Linked DNA regions of Homo sapiens: region 2 is linked to region 1. Evidence: read pairs that join two places in POLR2A ChIA-PET (ENCODE). Cell type or tissue: CD4-positive, alpha-beta T cell. All regions are shown on one strand. Links, peaks and the distances in the headings refer to the core of each region. The heading gives the core; the rest is flanking DNA. Region 1 overlaps RPS3A (ribosomal protein S3A). Region 2 has its middle 71 kb from the start of MIR4453.

Evidence for each region. Peaks named below come from ENCODE experiments on the same cell type or tissue, not always from the same donor. Only the 100,000 strongest peaks of a DNase experiment are listed, where the experiment ranks them.
Region 2: POLR2A ChIA-PET joins it to region 1 with 6 read pairs; 3 of 35 experiments call an interaction of 5 or more read pairs at or near these places.

The regions. Positions count from the first base shown.
Region 1 is chr4:151,104,046-151,106,913 of GRCh38, reverse strand. RPS3A (ribosomal protein S3A) reads right to left here. Exons shown (of 6, transcript NM_001006.5): 5 at 2,628-2,737; 6 at 2,272-2,442. The coding sequence ends at 2,321. Among named protein-coding and RNA genes, the nearest start is that of SNORD73A, 1.7 kb to the right of the region's middle. In CD4-positive, alpha-beta T cell, for the core only: no CTCF peak of the experiment used is centred there; no DNase peak of the experiment used is centred there.
Region 2 is chr4:152,605,748-152,608,657 of GRCh38, reverse strand. No RefSeq gene overlaps it. Among named protein-coding and RNA genes, the nearest start is that of MIR4453, 71 kb to the right of the region's middle. RefSeq lists an enhancer at 1,228-1,728. In CD4-positive, alpha-beta T cell, for the core only: no CTCF peak of the experiment used is centred there; a DNase peak (open chromatin) is centred at 1,637.

The DNA.
Region 1 (2,868 bases), core at 369-2,868:
GTCTGACATCCAAGTGGGGATATCAAGTAGGCACTTAGACAAACCTGGATGTCCCAAAGAAAGGTATAGGCTAGAAATATAAAAATCTCCATTAATTTAAAACCAAGAACCTAGGGAGAGTATAGAAATGTCTAACGACCAAGCCCTAGGGCCTTCTTTTTTTTTTTTTTTGAGACGGAGTCTCACACTGTCTCCTCAGCTGGAGTGCAATGGCCCAATCTCAGCTCACTACAACCTCTGCCTCCCAGGTTCACGCAATTCTCCTGCCTCAGTCTCCCAAGTAGCTGGGATTACAGGTGCACACCACCACACCCGGCTAACTTTTTGTATTTTTTAGTAGAGACAGGGTTTCACTGTGTTGGCCAGCCTGGTCTGTAACTCCTGACCTCGTGATCCGCCCGCCTCAGCCTCCCAAAGTGCTGGGATTACAGGCGTGAGCCACTGCACCCGACCAGCCCTAGGGCCTTCTAAAACTGATTAAAAGTCTAAAAAATGAACTAGTAAAGGAGTAGCCAATGATGTAGGAGGAAAAGCTTGAGTCGAGGATCTGGAAGACAGTTAAAATCAGGAAGAAATCAACTGTCAAGAGTCACTAACAGGACAAAGTGATAAGCAAGTCACTAACAGAGGTCAAGTAAAAGACCTCTAGTAAAAGAATGGACCACTGAATTTAGCAACAAAATCACTGCTAATCTTGACAATGAAATGTCTTGGAGTGGTGTTGGGAGGAAAGCCTAACTGCAGCAAATTGAAGAAAAATAAAATAAAAACTAAAAAATGTGGCTGGGCACCATGGCTCACACCTATACTCCCAGCACTTTGGAGGCTGAGGCAGGAAGATCCCTTGAGGCCAGGAATTTGAGACCAGTCTGGACATAACAGCCAAGACCCTACAAAGAACTTAAAAACTAGCAGATTAGGCCTGGTGCAGTGGCTCACACCTGTAATCTCAGCAATTTGGGAGGCCAAGGCGGGAGGATCACTTGAGGCCAGGAATTCAAGACAAGCCTTGCCAACATGGCGAAACCCCCATCTCCACTAAAAAATGCAAAAATTAGCCCAGCATGGTGGTGGGTGCCTATAATCCTAGCTACTGGGGAGGCTGAGACACAAGCATCGCTTGAACCTGGGAGATGGAGGTTGCAGTGACCCAAGATCGCACTAACACACTCCAGCCTGGGTGACAGTGAGACTGTCTTTAAAATAAAAAAAGCTGGGTGTGGTGTGGCACAGGCCTGTGTCCCAACTACTCAGGAGGCCTGAGAGGGAGGGCTGCTTGAGCCCAGGACTTTAGGGTTACAGCGAGCTATGATCACACCATTCTACTCCATCCTGGGTGACAGAGTAAGATCATGTCTCTCAAATGTAATTTTTTTTTCAACAGTCTCATTTTGTAGCCCAGACTGGAGTGCAGCTCACTGCAACCTCCACCTCCCAGGTTCAAGTGATTTTCATGCCTCAGCCTCCCGAGAAGCTGGGATTACAGGCACCCCGCCACCACACCTGGCTAATTTTATTTTTTTTAGGTGAGACGGTGTCTCACCATGTTGGCCAGGCTGGTCTTGAACTTCTGACCTCAAGCAATCCACCCACCTCAGCCTCCCAAAGTGCTGGGATTACTGGCATGAGCTACGCACTTGACCTTTAAAATATATTTTATATGTAAAAAAGTTTTAAAAATTAAAAAAAATTAAATGATACCAATATATAAAAAATTCCTTTGAGCTTTGCTATAAAGGGACTTAGTAAGGTGCTCTGGGAGGGTATACTAGTATTTGTATACTAGTATACAAGGGACAGCGAGGAATTGATAAAGGTGTGAATTGCTGAAGCCATGAGGCTGATTGGGCAAAAAAAAAAAAGGCTGTCTTATGTCTTAGCACAATCCATCCAGTGGTATGACAGAAGGTAGTATGATTAACACATGCATAGGTGGCAGAATATAGGTAACAGAAATTTGTGGGGTTCTTTTCTCTGCTTTAAACTTTTTTAGTGATTAAAGGAAGCAAGGTTATCAGCTAAGCAAGAAATGAGAAAACTGAAAAGGCTTGAGAAGAGGTAGAAACTGAATGAATGAGTGACTATAGGTGGATAGCACTAAATGCCCACTTGGTAACAGCTTCTCCGCCCCATTTCAGCTTCACAGTAAAGGTGCATAGTAGTATGTTTATATCCAATTTGTCTGGGTCAGAAAAGTTTACCAGCTGTCAAATTTACTGTCTAATCCACCAAGCTGTCAGATTATTTTTAAAAAAAGAATGTTCAGAAGCAAACCATCACAAATAGCACTTTTTATTTGCCACTATTTGAAGTCTGAACTTTAAACAGATTCTTGGACTGGTGGTTCATATCCATCAGCTCGTTCAACTTTAGCACCTGTCTCGTCCCCAGTGGCTTTTCCAGAACTACTGCCTTCACCATGAAGCTCCATGAGCTTTCCCACTAAAAGGCAAAAAAAAAAAAAAAAAAAAAAACCAAAAAACTGTTAGTATATCTTGAAATAATGGTCATCACTACTATGCAAGCATGACAGGAAGAAAAAGAAGGCCATGATATGGCCCCACACTCCTCCTCCACCCAAAAACAATGTATTTGGCCCTACAGGAATCATGTGATTTCTCACTTACATTCAAACTTGGGCTTCTTCAGCATTTTTACTTTTCTAACGAAGACATCATGGAGAGGATAAATAGATTGGCAAGCCTTTTCTATGTCTTTTCCAATGCTGTCTGGAATCCTGCAAACCAGTAACAGTAAATTTTTTTCTAAAAGTCCTAGTTCTCAGATATAAGCCATTTCCTTTAAAAGTAGAGAAGCCTTGGAATAAACCTACACATAACACCTACCTCATTTAACCTGCATAAATCC
Region 2 (2,910 bases), core at 90-2,589, 1.5 Mb before region 1:
AAATGACAGAAATTTATTTCTCACAGTTCTGGTGGCTGGGAAGTCCAAGATCAAAGTGCCTGCAGATTTCGTATTTGGTGAGGGCCTGTTTCCTTGGCCACAGATGATACCTTCTTGCTGTGTCCTTATATGGTGGAAGGGGCTAGCTAGCCCTCTGGAGTCTTTTTATTTTTATTTTTAGAGATAGGGTCTTGCTGTGTTGCCCAGGGTAGTGTAGAGGTGCAATTATGGCTCACTGCAACCTGAACCTCCCAGCTTCAAGCATTCTTCCCACCTCAGCCTCTGGAGTAGCTGGAACTACAGGCATATGCCACCACACCCAGCTAACTTTTTTTTTTTTTTTGAGACAGAGTGTCACTCTGTTGCCCAGGCTGGAGTACAGTGGCACCATCTCAGCTTACTGCAATCTCCACCTCCAGGGTTCAAGCAATTCTCCTGCCTCAGCCTCCTGTGTAGCTGGGATTACAGGCATGCACCACCATGTCTGGCTAATTTTTGCATTTTTAATAGAGATGGGATTTCACCATGTTGGCCAGGCTGGTCTAGGACTCCTGACCTCAAGTGATCCACCCACCTCAGCCTCCCAAAGCGCAGGGATTACAGGCATGAACCACCTCGCCTGGCCTAACTTTTTTATTTTTTGTAGAGACTGGGTCTCACTATGTTACCTAGGCTAGGCAAACTCCTGGACTCAAGCAATCCTCTGGCCTCAGCCTCTCAAAGTACTGGGATTACAGGCGTGAGTCACTGTGCCCAGCCTGGGGTCTTCTTTCAAAGGGCACTAATCCCATTCATGATGGCCCTGTCCTTATGACCTAATCACCTCCCAAAGATCCCAGCTTCAAATACCATCATCTTGGTGATTAGATTTCAACATATGAATTTTGGGGAAACACAAACATTCAGACCATAACACCAGGTAACGTTCTAAGTAATTTACCTGCATTAACTCATTTAAACCTCACAACAAGCCTATGAGAGAAATACTATTATTATATTCATCTCCCAGAAACCGGGGCACAAAGAGGTTAAGCAACTTGCTGAGGGTCACACATCTAGTCAGCAGAGACCCAGGATTCCAGGCAAGGCAGTTTGCCTCCGCAGCTGAAGTTCTTAACCACTTTGCTCGACTGCCTCTCATCTGTTTGAGGAGTCTCAGCTCTCCTGCAGCTGTGGCCTGTGAGCCCAAAGAGCTCCTTAACCATCCCTTTTCCGGTGTTCCCATTGGCATCTGTGTTCCACAGGACGACTATGCGGAGGGAGAGCCAAGCAGAGAGGAAGGAATGTTCTGGGGGATAACCAGGGGCAGACCCAGTGCCCTCCTGCTGAAGTGCTGGTAAACACTGACACTCTGGGAAAGCGAATAGCCTGGTGGGCAGACAAAACACAGAAACTGCTTAACAGTGTCGATCAGACCCTTCAGGGCTCTGCTGTAAACATAGGGGCAGCTGCAAGAAAAGCTGGAGCAATTGACAGCCTCTCTCCATCCTGCCCCAGTGACTTTGAAGACAAAGGTCTGATGCATTTTTCTTTGAGGGTTGTACCTCAAATGAGAGTATGCTCCTCTCGTTCTTCAGTTGATTAGATGAAAGAGATAAAACGCCTTGTGCATATTAAGTTCCCCTGCAGGAGGTGAGCAGGCAGATCTTCACTGTAACCATGCGTCACTGCCTGGATTTGAAACAAACACACCTACGAAGACACACTGGGCGTAGACTCAGTAAATAACCAGCTGACTGGCACCCAATTTCTGCCACTGAGTTGTTTTCCTCATCTTTTTTTCTCCTCATTTTTCACTGCTTTGGAGCTGTCCTGGGTGGCAGCCTCCTCCCCATTAGCATGCAGCGCCATCGTTCCTCTTCCACCTTCAGAGTCCTGGGACCCAGACTTAGTACGGAGGGGAGAAATGAGGGCAGGGCTAAAGAGGAATGCATAAAAAATAAATGAGCCATTCATAAAACTGAATATTATTACCAAAAGGAACCGTCTGCCAGCATCTCCATGTATATATTAACTCAGCTGCTATCTCTGTAACAACAAGGAATTAAGCCAATGCCTCATCTTTATAGTGGCTGCTCAGTTGATTTAGTATTAACTTTAAACAACCAATTGTGAAATGAGCACTTCACTTTGCCATAATGATGATGAGGTTTCGCCTGTACCATTTTTTATAACGTAAGCCTGAAAATTGGTAAAATAAATTCAGCTGTGCTTAGAACGTTCTTCCAGCTCTCCCAAGGAGCCAGAAATTCAGGTGGGGGGGAATTGCTTAATTTAACCAGCTTCATGAAGTCATTTCCACAAATTCTAAAAACTGGCTTTATTTTTCTTTAACTTGGCATATCTTTCCCTGAAAATCTGAAATGCCAAGATGTTGGACTTTTTGCTGTCTACATGAGTAACCACAGATTGCTTCTTTTTTTTTTATCCCTTCACACTGAAAGGCACACATCTTGGATGCCTCTCTTTTCCTCTGAGGCCTGCAAGTCTGTCTATGAAAAAAGCCTGCAAAGAGCCCTCATGTTGACAGCCCTGTCCCAGAGACCGTCTGAGCACCTGTTTCTGATTTCTTGCCTGGCGTTCTGCTGGGTCGCATGCATCTTTTCATTCTTTGCCTCTCCCAGTTGATGTTGTGTTCTGCCCCCTCATGAAAACTGTGACTATACAGAAAAGGCGACTGACTTCCACATGTGGCTCATGGAGTCAGTGTCATCACTTTGCAGTCACCCCTTGTAAATCTCTACAGGCTATAAGCCTGTGTCTGTCCCCTGCGGTTCCGAGAACAATCCGCAGCAAACACTGACAGGAAGGGCCATTATGGTCACTGATGTTCTCACCATCTGGAATGGTTACAGTTGTCAGGCTCTGAGATGACTCACTGTGCTGAGGAATCATTTCTCTAATGGCAGC